Regions from separate parts of the Mus musculus genome. Here all the other regions are linked to region 2. Evidence: chromatin loops called from intact Hi-C (ENCODE). Cell type or tissue: heart. All regions are shown on one strand.

Region 1 (5,000 bases), 210 kb before region 2:
TGAGGTTGTCCAAACCAGAAAGACCAACAGTATAATTTAGATGGGAGCATTGGTCATATCATTTTAGTTAACTTGGAGATAAAAATCATTTAGGTGGGCAAGCAGGCAATCAATCAATTAATGCCCCTCTACAAAAGACCAATAAAACTTGTGTTAAAAATAGTGCTCTGCACATTGTTACAAATCAATACTGGGAAGTAATAGGTCCTACTCTCCAGACCAGGACAAGGAGAAGCCAGTGTTTGGCACTTGTCCAGTTTCTTCCTCCTTGCCTTCTTACTTTGAGGACCTTGATCTGATCTTCCCCCAGCAGTACCTAACTTCTGTGAGCGTGAGCGCTTTCAATGAGATCTGTAAGCAGCTGAGATTAGAAATGATGGTGCTTGTTCTAGTTTGCTCTCTGTCACTGTGATTAATATTTCAACCGAAAAAACACCTTTGTGAAGGAATGGGTTTATTTCAGCATACAGTTTTAGGTAATAGTCTATCATTGAGAGAACTCAGGGCAGGAACTCCAGCAGAAACTGAAGCAGAAACCATGGAGGGATGGTATTACTGGCTAGCTCACAAGGCTCTGCTCAGTCCACCTGTCTAGGAATGGTGTTGACATCTAGGACTTTTTAGGGAGGCTGGGCCCTCCCACACCAGTCATCAGTCAACCATTCCAGACATAGCCACAGACTATCTTACTGTGGCAATTCTTCAGTAAAGGGATCCTTTTCCCAGGTGACAAGGCTGTGTCAATTTGACAAAGAAACAAAACAAAACAACCTCAATCAACCAACCAACCAAAAAAACCTAGGACGCTGTTTCTTTTTGGAATCCTTAAGTTTGTAGTTGGCTAAATTATATATAAATAAATTATATATGTGTGTATGTGTGTGTGTGTGTGTGTGTGTGTGCACGCGCGCAAGAATATGGCTCTTTCTCAAATTCTTTATGCTAACTAGAAGAAGTAATTCTCATTCTGAATGAGTTCCCTTTGTGACATTCCAGGAAAGGCCAAAGTAACATGACAGAAAATAGATCAAGATGCCAGAGGATGGAGCCCAAATAAATCATGACCGTCAATGGTCTCATGGTATTCTAAATTTATAAACTGGGCTCTCCAAAGTGTGAACTTTACAACATGTAATTTATATCTCAAACTTGACTTTCAAAATAAAATGGACACCCAATAAACTATGGAAAGATACATCTGACTGATAGCCTAATGTCTATATTCATGGTCATAAGTGCATCCCTGTGAGGCAGCTGGGAAATCAAAGTACCTAATGATCTGACCTTTATCCCACTGAACACTAAACTTAGTGATTTACCACTTACCCTCTGATTTCGACCTGAGCAATGGCAGTGATGTTGATCTGTACACGCTCGAAGTTGCTGTCAGGATTGTCCTTATTGGAGCTAAAACAGAGACATGACACAATTTCACTATACATTCCCACAATCGTGAGAACCATACTATATATATATATCACAAGAGCAAACCACATTTCCAATTTTATCATTTGGAAAAAAACAATGGGATTTAGTCTTCAGAATCATAACCATTTGTCCACAGAGATGAAGAGCTCTTAGAATGTATACAAACCATTCAACTCTCCCCAGGAAGGTGCTTCATTTGGAAGCACTACAGAGATGGAAAGAAGCTAACACTTTAGTTAGAATAAACCAAAGGGCATTGAATTGAGTTTGTGTTTCCAACTTCTATCTCAGACAAATTCTTCTGCTTCTTGGTATATCACGCTCAGTGCTCTTTAAATTGAAAATGACAGCACAGTCAACTCCAGATTTTCCACGCTAATAAAATGGAGACCTGGCATGCATGATCCAGGGCAGCGTATAATCAAGAAAGCTTTTGGGTTTGGCTCTAAAATGCACAACCATATATTGTTTTATCAGAATTTTATCTCTTTGTAGCTTCTTTCTTAAGTTAATATTAATTTAAAATGTGTTTTATTATATGTAAGTTAATAGTAATATATAAGATAAGTGTTTGTAGTCATCACATACTTTCAGGATGTCCATGGCAAGGAACAGGGAGTGTATTAGAAGCCTAGCTATGCATTGCATAAGCAGGCAGTTCAGAGGATGTGGGTGCTTGTGAAATGCATCAAGAGTCTTAAGACAGAGGATGTGGGTTTCACAATTCCTTATTGAATGTGGAAGAAAAATTTAAGTTTGCTGTTTTTCTCTCACACAAATATAATTATTTCATCAATTATGAAATTGAACTTTGTAAAAAGTGTACATGTTAAGCAGCTGGGGCTGTAAGGAAAATTAAATAGAACTCCCCAGAGGCTCAAGCAGTGCCTGGGCCTTGGATACAGCCACCACCCACACTTCATGCCCCGTTTGTGCTTTCAGCAAAGCCATTCTGCGATGGAACACCACTGTGGGTGGTGGTTGTAATCGGCTTTGTAAGGTCAGAAAGCCTGCCCTGTGGTCCTCATGAGCACCGCTTGGATCCACTGCACGAGCCCTTACTGTGAAGATGGTTAGATAGAGTCGCAGCAGTCTTCTGATGCTGTCCCAGCCCGGGCTTGGGAATGCATTGGATAAAATCCTGCTTTTCAACCAGGGGTGCCTTTGAAAAGTCCTGATCCTCGTATTTACTGATAAGGCAACTTAACGTCTGAAAACATTAGTAAGAGGTATAAACTGGCAGATCGCAGGCTTGTTCCCTGCAGGAGACTTCCCCCTACTAAGCTTGTAAGGAGTCTACAGGAACTTCCACACCAAAGCATAAAGCCCAGTTGTAACCATCTATTTTCAGTATTAGCTACATCTGGGGGTGTGCTTATTTTTCCCTTTTAAAAGAAAGTGTTCAAAAAATTCAGCTCCTGAAAATTGTTTTTGAACCCGAGTTTCACATCAGGCTGTAAGAGACCGTTTTGATTTTTAATTACATCTATTTATTCTTCGTTAGTATGGGTGTATCTGAGTGTCCATGTACTATAGCATGCAGGTGGCCATCAGAAAATCACTGTAGTAGCCGGTTCTCTCTCATAAAACCATGGAGGTTCTGGGGAACTAAGCTGGAGATCAAGCTTGGCAACAGGTACTTCATCTGTGGAGCCATCTCCCTTGGAATTCAGCAAGAGCAATGGCTGTCATCGAGCAGTCCTTGCTCACTTAATGAGACTGCTTCCTTCCCAGTATGCCAGCGCTTTCTGTCCTCACAGTGTTGATAAAGTCTCCTGGTAAGGAAGGACCTGGCTTCATATACAACTCAGCTGCTTCCTGGACTTCTTTCCTGGAAGGAAACTTCCTTCACTAATTAATACCATAGCTACATGCAAACATGTCATCTAACCTTTGCTGAGAAAGCAACTTCAAGAATGCTTCCAAAGGTGTGTGTGTGTGTGTGTGTGTGTGTGTGTGTGTGGTGTGTGTGTAAAACTGTGTCCTGACATTCAGGGTGGGCAGGAATTCCCCCATATAGATCCAGGGCTTTGAGAGACCATTTAATGCCTTTATTTGGCAACAGGAAATATTTTAAGTGCTATTAATATATAAAGCCAACTTATCTCCTGACTTTAGTTTATAGAAACAGGCATTTGTCGTGGGTTGTGGTAGAGTATAGGCTGTGGAGCATTTGATTTAATTTATTTTTTTGTTTGAACACATTTAACTTGAATGCAAAGCCACCTCAGTGAGCTTTTACATCTTTGGAACTAGCCAGGAAAGCAAACAAATAAACACCTTTCAAATACGTTATAGTATTTTTGTATGAGCTGCCCTCAAATTCTTTTATTTCTCAAATAATTTTGGAAATTTAAACCCTGAGGGTTTTTCCCTGCATTTTTATAATTTTGAAAACAGTTGCAACTGTCATGAGCAGAAATGGAATATGATTATGACTTGTTTTTAGAAGAACGCGAAGGTTGATCATTTGGTCATTTCTGATTCTACTAGATTCAATCCTTCACTGATGATTCATTGCTTAAACTATGATCTGTATTGTGGATTCTGGGGAGGCTCACTCAGGACATTATATAGGACCTCTTGTTCCTTTGGCAAGAAACGGTTTGCATCAGTTCTCTTATCTAAAAACCAAGAGGGAAGCAATGGGTTTGCTTTGTATCTTAGTCCTGGATGGTCCTCCTAGATGAGGGCTATGTGCCTTTTATAAGAGAAGTGTCTTTCCCCGAGTGACATAGGCTTTATGCCTATGAAGAATCACTACCGTCAACATTGATGGGGAGAAACGGAAGCTTCAGGCTTCTGGCTAAGGTGATATCAATGTCTTCACTTTAAGATTTCCTCCCTTTAAGCTTAGTAATACACACTCATGGGATTTTAAAAGTTGAAGAATTGGGGACCGTGTGGATCTTTGGAGGAATATTTATTTTGGTGGATGTGAAGAATTGCTTTAATAATCTTTGAATAGAATGAAGAATTATTAAAAAAGAATCAGACCCCATCATTAATATAGATAAAAAATTTAAAGTTCTAGGAGTCACAGAAAATCACTTACATCCAAGAAGGGGCCAATTATGGTAAGAAATGAACATCTGAGCCAGCTAGACTTCCTTCCCTAGAAAACTGGATCAGGCTTTGAATGGGGACAGGGAGACAAAGTGCTAACACATTTTAGATCTAATCGGTTACATTCTTATCCTAAGATTTCTCTAAGCCTTATGTGGACATAACTTTAATTGGTGTAAGAAAGTAATCTGCCACTCAGGGTCATTATCATAAAATCTATCACACTCTAATATCACTTCCTCTTATAAGACACTAAGGTATATTACATACTACTTGAGAACCAAGTAACAGACACCAAGTTTACAGCTATTCATACGGTTACAACAAGGGTTCCATATACTAGTCAAGATATAAATGATTGTGGAACATACCATATAACATCTATATCAATGTTTTAAAAGCTTTTAAAATGCTTGACTGAAAAAGTAAAAAGGTCCATTTGACAGAGCATCTTAGTAGTGATTTATATTTTTCAATGAGGAATGGTTCACATACAAGACAATTAT
Region 2 (5,000 bases):
ACAAATACACACACACACTCATATTCACATGTGTGTGTGTATATATATGTATATGTGTGTGGACATACATACACATATACAAACATATATACATACACACACATATGTGTATGTATGTATGTATGTATGTGTGTATATATATATATATATACACACACATATATATGTATAGTATATATAGATATCTATATATGTCTATATATATATGTATAGGATATATATATATATCCACATACACACACACACACACACACACATGTGTCTCTCTCTCTCTCTATATATATATATATGTATAGGACATGGATATATATATATATATATATATATATATATATCCACGTAATATATATATCCACGTATACACACACACACACACACACACACACCTCCATAAAAAGAGGTAACTTGACTGACCCTTATTTTCTAAAAAAAAAGAGCTTGCTTGTTAAATCATAAGTATTAGTATTTATTATGGGATAATGGTGACCATAACTAAATAGCACTTAAAACATAATTTTTGCTTCTTTCTTTCTTCTTCCTTCCTTTTTCTCGCTCTCTTCCTTCCTTTTTGTTTGTTTTTTTTTTCTTTGTATTTTTGTTTGTTGTTTTTAAACACAGGGTTTTTCTGTGTAGTCCCAGCTGTTCTCAAACTTGCTCTGTAGAACAGTCTGGCCTCAAACTCAGAGATCCATTTGTCTCTTTCTTCCCAAGTGCTGGGACTAAAGGTGTACACCACCACTGTCTGGCAAAACATGGATACTTCAAGCTACTCCTTTCTATTCTAAGTGAAAGCAGCCAGTGTGCTTAAGGCTGTGAAACAGTGATGACTAAGACATAGTCTCTGCCTTATAAAGAGCTGACGAAGGGCAAAGAGAAATGATACAAGCTCTCTACATATGTACATACACACACTCACACAGAGTAGAGTGTGGCAGAACATGTTTCCATGTCAGGGAAGAATGGCAACATCTGAATTTAATCTGATGGTATATGTAGAAAATTCTAAGACCAGAGAAGACAAGAAGAAAAATGTAAACCCAAAGATAAGAAAGAATGAAAATTAACATACTCAGGTAAGGAATGAAAATCTGCCTGAGATTCCTGGTTTTTCAACATGGGGCTTTACAGTGTTGCACAGGACAGCTCCAAACCCTTGACTTCAAGGGTCCTTTCACCTTAGGCTCCTCTGTACCTGGAACCACAGGTGTGTGACACCACATTCAGTTCCTTAAACCCATAACCATGGCAAACACGATAAACAGTGATTAACTGGAAGGAAGACTTCAAGAAAGATATTCTGGATTTGTGTGAAGGCTGAGCATGACTTCACTTTTATGCAAACTGTGACTGAGCTACTTTGGGGACTTCTAACTGGAGACAAGCAGCTGGCAGTAGAGCTCAGAAGCACAGGCTGGGCCAGCCTGGTGAACACTAATGGGCCACCAGCAGAAGGCTAGACTCACTGACGTAAGGTCAAGCAAGTAGTAACCCTGCAGCTGACGCAGCACAGTAGGTTCTGATACAGACACTACGCACTCACAGGCTGGCACTCACCTGGGCTGGCAGGAAGGCTTTCCGTATACTGACACTTAAAGCTAATGTAAGTAGTAAGTAAGTAAGTAGGACCATAAACATAGATTAAAAAGCTTTTCTCAATTCAACTTCAAATATGAAAAACATTACTATCACAAGTATATCTACTATCTACAAGGAAAACCTCTTTGGAATTGTCCATAAACTTTAGGAGGATTAATAGTATAAAATAAAAACATTTGAGTCCTTGGGTTGCAGCCACCAGGGTTTAGGAGTACAGCAAATAGCAGATAGGGTAGAAATGATATTCTATGGTTAGCAAACAGCCTGTTTCCTTTCCTCTAAACTGTGAGCAGAGGCAAATCTTCCTGTTAAAGAAAAGCACATTATGTTGAGAACCAGGGTCCACAGTCTAAAATGCATTACCACCACCTAGTGTTACAGCCAGATATTACACCATGGATTTCCATGGGGTTAGTCAAGTGTCTACAATGGTTGGTTTAAAATATCATGCTACTAAATACAGAAAATTAGACCTCCATCTATCTTAGTGATGAAGTATTCAGATCTGGTGGAGAATCACATGCTCATATCTGGCTTAGATATTACTTTTACTACGAGCTGCCTCAGAATACTATGTAGCTGAAGATGGTGGCCCTTGAACTCCTGATCTTCTACTTCTTCCACATGGAGAATACTACTATGACTAGCACTGGATGATAATATTTCAAAATGCATTATTCTCATACCCTCAAGCAGAATATAAACTTAATATTATTATCATCTTAGATTAAGCACAACAGTAAAACTAAATCTAATAATTTTTATACCAAGTTGTGAAACAATATTTTCATATCATTTACAGAACTTACTTACATTGGATTTTCTTTAAAAGTCTCAGTCTTTACTTTTTGCTTACAAGAAATTGGCAATTTTATGACTATCTTGCCATTGCCTATATTATCTCATAACAGAGAAATGAAGAGTATCCAAATTTCCAATTGAATTTTCAAACTACTGGTTTGATTTTTTTTGTTGTTTATTTGTTTTTTTTTTGTCTTTTTGTTTGTTTGTTTGGTTTGGTTTGGTTTTGGTTTTTCGAGACAGGGTTGCTCTGTGTAGTCCTGGCTGTCCCGGAACTCACTTTGTAGATCAGGCTGACCTCGAACTCAGAAATCTGCCTGCTTCTGCCTTGCCTCCCAAGTGCTGGGATTAAAGGCGTGCGCCACCACGCCCGGCTACTATTTAGTTTGATGGCAAAGAAATAAAACTTTTTTTTTTACCAAAAGGTAATATACAATTTTATCTATAATTCAAAATAAACGTTGTATATATACTATACAACATAACCTGAAATATTCATCTTTTTCAAAAAACCAGGAGAAAAGAGAAAGAGAGAGAAAGAAATATCACCTAAGCCAGATACTTGAGCGTGGTTCTTGACCAGATCTGTGCACTTCATCACCAAGACAGATGGAGCCTCATTTCCTGAATTTAGTAGCATATTTTAAATGGATCATTGTAGATATTTGAAAACTTTTTGCCTCATATACATATTTGAGAGACGACAATACTTAGTCTATTCTCGGTAGTTTTCAAGTAGAGACTAGTCATTACCTACAGTCAGTTTTACAATAGACTTCTTAAACTTGTTACTTTTTACTGAAATTTTCCTCCAAGGCCACACCAACTCCAACAAGGCCACAGCTCCTAATCCTTCTACTCCCTCTCAAACCGTTCACCAGCTGGTAGCTAAACAAGCTAATCTCTGAGCCTGAGGGTCATCCTCACTTAAACTATCATGTAAGCCAACCTGATTTGGACTGTTCCTTAGTTAACCAAAGTTGTCTCTTCCTAGGTGAGGCTAGGTTGTGTCAAGCTGACAATAAAAACTAACCAGCATATCATTTACATTTATATTCTGGATGTTGTTTGAAATATACAATCCTGTTCAAGTTAAGCATACATGCACACTTACACTACAGAATGACCGATTATCTCAAATGTGGATTTAACTAGGATACTAACTTTACCTAACAATCTGGCTCTAGCTAATGTGTTGTAGAAGTAGTACAATTTCAGGACAGCAGCATTTCTGATTTACTAGTTCTGATAAATCATAATTTAAAATGATATTACTTAGTTATAGAAATGATCATATTCCTTAGAGTTTACATTTCCATATTTTCCACTTATCTTTAAGCTAATGACCATCAACTATTGCTTACAATGAATCATCAAATAAATGTATAAAAATGATGAATGGACAAGACATAAGAAAATATTAGACATTTGAAGAAAATACTAGAAAGTATTAGTTTTATCTGGGGAGTTGATATGGGGGAAGAGCAACCAAATCCTAACTGACAAAAAAGTTCAAATGATTGAATATTATAGAAGTGAAACCCTTGGGAAGAAAAGATATCACTAAACAAAATTTACTTAAGAAAAGGTTGGGATAGGGGGTGGGGGGGTGGGTATGGGGGACTTTTGGGATAGCATTGGAAGTGTAAACGAGGGAAATACCTAATAAAAAGAGAGAGAGAGAGAAAAAAAAAAAAAAAGAAAAGGTTGGGAGAGATGCCCTGAATTGTAAAGAACTAAAGGACTTCCAGAGCCTCAGACACTGTGGTAAGCCAGCCCTCCGCCTACAACAGCAGATGATGAGCAGAGGCAGTTCCCAGAGGACAGCACAGCTGCAGGCTTACACGTGAGCAAAGGCCTGAGCTCAGGTTCATTAGGACGCAGAACAAATGTCAATTAGAATGTGTAATCCCTTGTCAAAAGCTGACTAACTTTTAAAGATGGACAGTGTTCAGTCATCACCAGGATACAGAGAAAACACAAGTCTACAGTCAGAAAGATATATTGATATTTTAGGGACAAAGTTGCCATAAATTGTTAAACAGATATTCCTAAAAATGGTAAATCTTCTGAGTTAAAGTATTATCCAGGATTAAAAACACATGCTTTCACAAAACCTTGCACGTAGGTGTCCCTGACAGCATTACTCCTAACAGTCAGGTAGCTATTTCAAATGTCCAGCAATTGATGATTGATAAAGATGTATGGCTCACCATACCCTGCAATATCACTTGCTCATCAATATAAGGAAAGAACTGGTATAGGAAAACACTGTTCAAAGTGAGGGAAATTTGATACAAACACCAGTGCCATATAATTCTATTTATATGAGTTGTTGGCATGGAGCGGATGGAAGTAAGGGGAGCTGATGAGACCAGGATTTCTTTATAAAGTTAGAAAACTATTTAAGTTTTGATTTATTCTACATTTCAACTGAGTGGCATGCATAGTATATAGAAGAGATTTCAATAAAGTTATTACTAAGAAAAAGTTCCTTAAAACACATCTACTTTAGCAAGTCAATCGTGCATGAACATTGAGTAGGCTTGCCTCACACAGTGTTTCTTACAGGTCTGTCTGATAGAAGTCAAACTGGAAACTAC
Region 3 (5,000 bases), 590 kb before region 2:
TCCGCCTGCCTCTGCCTCCCGAGTGCTGGGATTAAAGGTGTGTGCCACCACTGCCTGGCCCCAGGGACTTTCTAATTGTCTAGATAGGGTCTCACTATGTAGCCCTGGCTGTCCTGGAACCCACTATGTAGAAGACTGGCCCCAACTCACAGAGCCTCCTACTCCTGCCTCCTGGGTGCTGGGATTAAAGGCATGACAGGTTAAGAAAGGCTTCTTAACTCTGGGCTTATTAATGTCTTAGTCCCTTCTGCTTTCTGGACTTTGTACCAGAGATAACTCACTCCAGGTTTGTTCTTTTGCTTCTTTTTGATCTTCTCCCCTCACAGCCCTCCCCACCCCATTTTTTTCAAAGATAGGATCTCAGTGGGCATCCTGAGCTGGACTTTAGTGTGTGGTCCTCCTGCTTTGGCCCTCTTGAGTGCTGGGATCGAAGGCATGATCGTACATGCCTTCTGAGTTTCCTTTTCTTATTCTGTGTCCCTTGCACACTTCTCTCTTGGGGTCTGCCCCTTGAATACTGGTACACTCAGCTTCATGCCCAGCTTCTCCTCTTTGTTCTGCACTTGCTACTGAAGTAATCTCATTCGGTTTTCTGGTTTTGCCTCCCTACACGTATATGGCAGCCACCACTCTCTCCAAGCTTGTCTTCATCTGCCTGCTGAACATTTATTTTGGCATGGCTGTATGAGGCTGACATACCACTTCTTCAGACTCTGTTCCCCCCATCTTGTACTTGCTGCCTAGTTGAGGGCTCCTCAGATCACCAGGTCAATCAGGTTGGAAGCCTAGGGTCACCTGAAACGCAGTCATCTTGACTGAGCATGCAGGATCACTCCTCTCCAGGAAGCCCTGGCCTGTTCCAGCTGTTGGATAGCTGCCTGCCTTCTCTCAGGCTCTCGTACATCCTCACCTCAGACTCTCATTGCAGCAACCCTGTAACTATTCCTGCCTCTACCTGTGTTCTTAAGTCCACCTTCTGTGTAGCTGCTCTTGCTAATTCACATTGATTGCCAATGGTAGCTGACTGCCTGTCCTCCCAGAAAATAAACGAAAGACTTTATTAAGAGGTTCCTTCTTGCAAGATGTGTTCATCACTATTGATTGTCACCTTGCCAGGACCTAGAATTACCTGAGACACATCTCTGGGCACATGTGTGAGGGGATTTTATTTTAGATTCAGTTAATTGAGGTGGAAGACCCACAACTGCAGTTGAATTTTAGAAGAACATTATACCTGGCATTTATTCTGGAGTGATAGCTACTTAGGCCTTGAGGTCATCTCTTAGGAATAATTGGTTGTATCTGAAATCTATGGGATTGCTCTTTCTTGGGAATTTTAGAACCTTAGCATAATCTCAGTCATAAGACATTCCTGGCAAATCCGGAATTCTTATAGTAACTGTGTTTGCTTAGGTAAAGACTCCCCAAGACAACTTCTCTATCTGATAAGAGATTTTGGTATTCAGGAACTGACTTAGAAAGGTTGCCTTTATTGTAACAATCAATAAAAAGCACTTCTGTGAAGCTGCTAGGTGGTCAGTCCATCAGAGCTGTTCCACTGCCTGCTAGGAAGCCTTAATACACCCCACAGTGTCTGCCTCTGTCTTTGATCGACCTGGGCAGCAGCATTCCTTAGGTTGAAGGAGAAAGCGAGAGATGGAGTGAGGGACAGCATTCATCTTCTGTGTCCTGCCTGGGGATGCGGGTGACAGATTGTCTCCAGTTCCTGCTGCCTTGCTTTTCCTGCCATGACGGTCTGTACCCTGGGGTATTTCATTAGAACAAGAAAAGGAGCTACTACACTGATGACACAAGGCCCTACTACAGATCTGAGGCTACCCTAATTTGCTGAATAGCCCAGGCTGGCCTCAGATTGCTGATCCTCCTGCTTCACCCTCTTGAGTGCTGGGATTGCCACTTTGCCTGGCTCACTGGGGCTTCTGGCCCTTCCCCTAAGACCTGCTTCCACATGGCTATCTGTTCATCTGGATAGCATGCTTTCTCCATGTTAGGCACATCTTCAGCTCAGTCAGGACAGAAGTTGCCTGGGATAGAAATGGATAAAAACTACAATCAACTGAAAACAGATCTAATACATTGCTTCCCATGCAAAAGGAGATCTATGAGGCAATGTTTACAAAACAAAAGGAAAATCAACGGCGAGATTGGAAAGGAATACAACTCTGGCTTAAGAAATGAGAGAAGCTTGCAATGAGAGAGGGGCCTGGGGCCTAAAGAAAGCCACCACTGGACAAAATTTATGCTGGAACGTTGCTGCAGTTTACCAGAAGGTGGCAGACCAGGAAAAAAATGTCCCTTTTATTCTCACAAATGTCAAGGTAAAGGAGGAAACCAAAATCACCAGTAATTCCACTGCTCAGTTATAGCTAGTCTTTTTTTGTTTTGTTTTTGCTTTTGTTTTTTCGAGACAGGGTTTCTCTGTATAGCTCTGGCTGTCCTGGAACTCACTCTGGAGACCAAGCTGGCCTTGAACTCAGAAATCCACCTGCCTCTGCCTCCCAAGTGCTGGGATTAAAGGCATGCACCACGACTGCCCAGCTAGTCTTTTCTTAAAATAAGTATTTTATTAATGTTTTTGTGTGTTTGAAGTGTGTGTATACAGGCACTCGTGACTGGAGGTTATACAACAACTTTGAGGAACCACGTTTTCCCCTTTGGTGGTGGGATGCAGGGAATCTGTCTCAGATCCTCAGGCGCACATAGAGTGTAGTTGGCTATCCTGTTCCTGTAAGAAATACCATGAGCAAAGCAACCTGGAGAGGACGGTTCATCTTATACTTCACACCTTTCCCTCCTTGAGGGAAAGCAACGACAGAGCTCAGGGCAGAAGCTTGATGGAAAAACTGCAGAGGTTCGCTGCTTACTCCCCGATTCATGTTCAGCTACAGCCCTGGCCCACGTGCCTCAGTATCACCCACAGTGGGCTGGGCCCCCTCTCCCCCATCAATGAGCAATCAGTAAAATGCTCCCACAGATACGGTCACAGGTCCATCTACCCTAGGCAGATCTTCACTTGAGGTTCCCCTTTCCCAGGTGACAGTCGGTTTGTATGAAGTTGACAACTGCAGCTAACTATGACACGCCAAGTGCTTATACCCACTGGACCATCTCAATGGCACAGTATTCCACTCTTATTCCACCCAACCTATCATCAAAATAAGTGTGGTTGAGACAGTGCAGTCTATGCAATTTGCCCTAACTTTATACTGAGAACTTTGTGCACTTGGCTTTTAAATCTGTCAAGTACTTCATTTATCACGGTACTGTCTGCATTAATTATATTTTATAGAAAGGTTTGTTTGTCTGCTTGCTGTATTAAGGATCAAACTCAAGGCCTTGTGCATATCAGACAACCACTCTATCACTGAGATACATCCCAGGTATTGGTAAAGACTTGATAATCTATAAACTTTATCCAATTCCACCAAAGGAATGAGGTAAAGACAGGGGTGGGGGGTGGAAAGAAACTATTTGATTTGATCATCTGCAGGTTAAGGACTGAAAAACCACAGAGGGTTTCTTGAGCAAGCCTGTATTTCTTTGGATGTTGTGAGTGATAAGGAAAAGAAACAAAAACTGGGCTAGTGAGATGGTGCAGTGGACGCTCTTCCAGAGGATCCAATTCTAAGCATCCAAAGCTGGTTCACGACCAACCATCAGCAACTCCAGTTCCAACAAATCTGATTTCCTCTTCTGGCACCAGGCACACATGTGGTGCACAGACTTATATGCAGGCAAAGCATTCATACGTATTAAATAAAAATAAAATTTAAATCCTTTAAAGCTGGGATAGGGATGTAGGTTATTAAGAGTATTTACCTATCACACACAATATCTTGGGGTTGATCTTCAGCACACTGCAAATAAAAAATGAAACGGTTGAATTAGACACAAGACAAGCACAGCAAGTCTCTAAACAGAGGGACACAAAACAGTGAGAGAATCAGGCTCACTGATGGGAGCAAGGACCTTCACTGGGTCCTGAGAAACAAGAGTCAGCAGCCACGGGGAGGCTCAGTGTCAAACATGGTAGATGCATTTTCTGATTAGAGTCACTGACAAAGAAAGGAAGGCCTGGGGAAGATGAGAAAGCTTAGCAGAATATGTAGCCACAGCTTATTGATATGTCAGTGTCGTAGGAGATGGGGAGGTGTATAGGGGTAGGGTTGAAGGGCAACTTGTGATGTTTATATATAATACCAACTAGTATGAATTCCCGTCTTTATCCTTTTAAAAGTTGCTTTCAGTTAGGCTTTCTTAACTCAGAGGTCAAAATCAAAAATGTCAGAGGTCAAAATCTAGTTATAAAGGTGAGGCTTCTACAGCAAAGAAAACAAGGCCTTTGATCTTAGCTGGGATAGCAATGGGGCAGAGGGGGTTGGGTAAATAGGCAATTCCAGACTCCTAACTCCTTACACCAGTCCTGATGTTCCTAGGCATCCCCGAGAAAGCAGTAGGGAATAATTACACTTATTGGTTCCTCAGCTTAAGCCTTTCTGGGCTTTCTCGCCTCAACACATCCCGACATCAGCAGCAATGCTTGCTGAGAGCTGACCTTCCCTCTGCCGTCTTAAAGGCCCAGAACATCCTGAGACATTTGAGACAAGGTTTTAAACACTAGCAGTGGTCATTCTGCTTAAACAGCATGTTTACTGTTGGGGAGAGTTTTCATTAAGAGTTTCACAGCTTGGTTACCAGATTTAACCCAAGTTACTGGATTCAAACCCCAGCTCCTTCACGTGTTAATAGTGTTGCCCTGAAAAATGTACTCCATGTTCCTAAGCCTCGGCTTCCTTATCTCAAGAATAAAACTGCAGTAAGAGGTCTCTTTAGCACACGCCCGCTGTCAGCGCCTAAGCCAGCCTGGACCACATAACACAAGCCCACAAACTACATGCATAGATATAGCACTGCCTGTCCTAAGGACCAAACGGGATCATTAGTGTTCAGTTAGTCAGCCAGCGTACTGGGCACTTTAC

The links. Peaks named below come from ENCODE experiments on the same cell type or tissue, not always from the same donor. Only the 100,000 strongest peaks of a DNase experiment are listed, where the experiment ranks them.
Region 1: a loop joins it to region 2, with 2.2 times the contacts of the local background. A loop is called at or near these places in 7 of 42 quality-filtered maps.
Region 3: a loop joins it to region 2, with 3 times the contacts of the local background. A loop is called at or near these places in 4 of 42 quality-filtered maps.

Annotation. Positions count from the first base shown.
Region 1 is chr2:12,172,827-12,177,826 of GRCm38, forward strand. It overlaps Itga8 (integrin alpha 8), which reads right to left. Exons shown (of 30, transcript NM_001001309.3): 23 at 1,327-1,407. Among named protein-coding and RNA genes, the nearest start is that of E030013I19Rik, 130 kb to the right of the region's middle. In heart, no CTCF peak of the experiment used is centred here; no DNase peak of the experiment used is centred here.
Region 2 is chr2:12,387,271-12,392,270 of GRCm38, forward strand. All of the region lies in intron 8 of Mindy3 (MINDY lysine 48 deubiquitinase 3), which reads right to left. Among named protein-coding and RNA genes, the nearest start is that of Mindy3, 30 kb to the right of the region's middle. In heart, a CTCF peak has its summit at 1,978; no DNase peak of the experiment used is centred here; H3K27ac peaks cover 462 bases.
Region 3 is chr2:11,792,580-11,797,579 of GRCm38, forward strand. No RefSeq gene overlaps it. Among named protein-coding and RNA genes, the nearest start is that of Ankrd16, 17 kb to the left of the region's middle. In heart, a CTCF peak has its summit at 2,294 (motif pointing right); no DNase peak of the experiment used is centred here.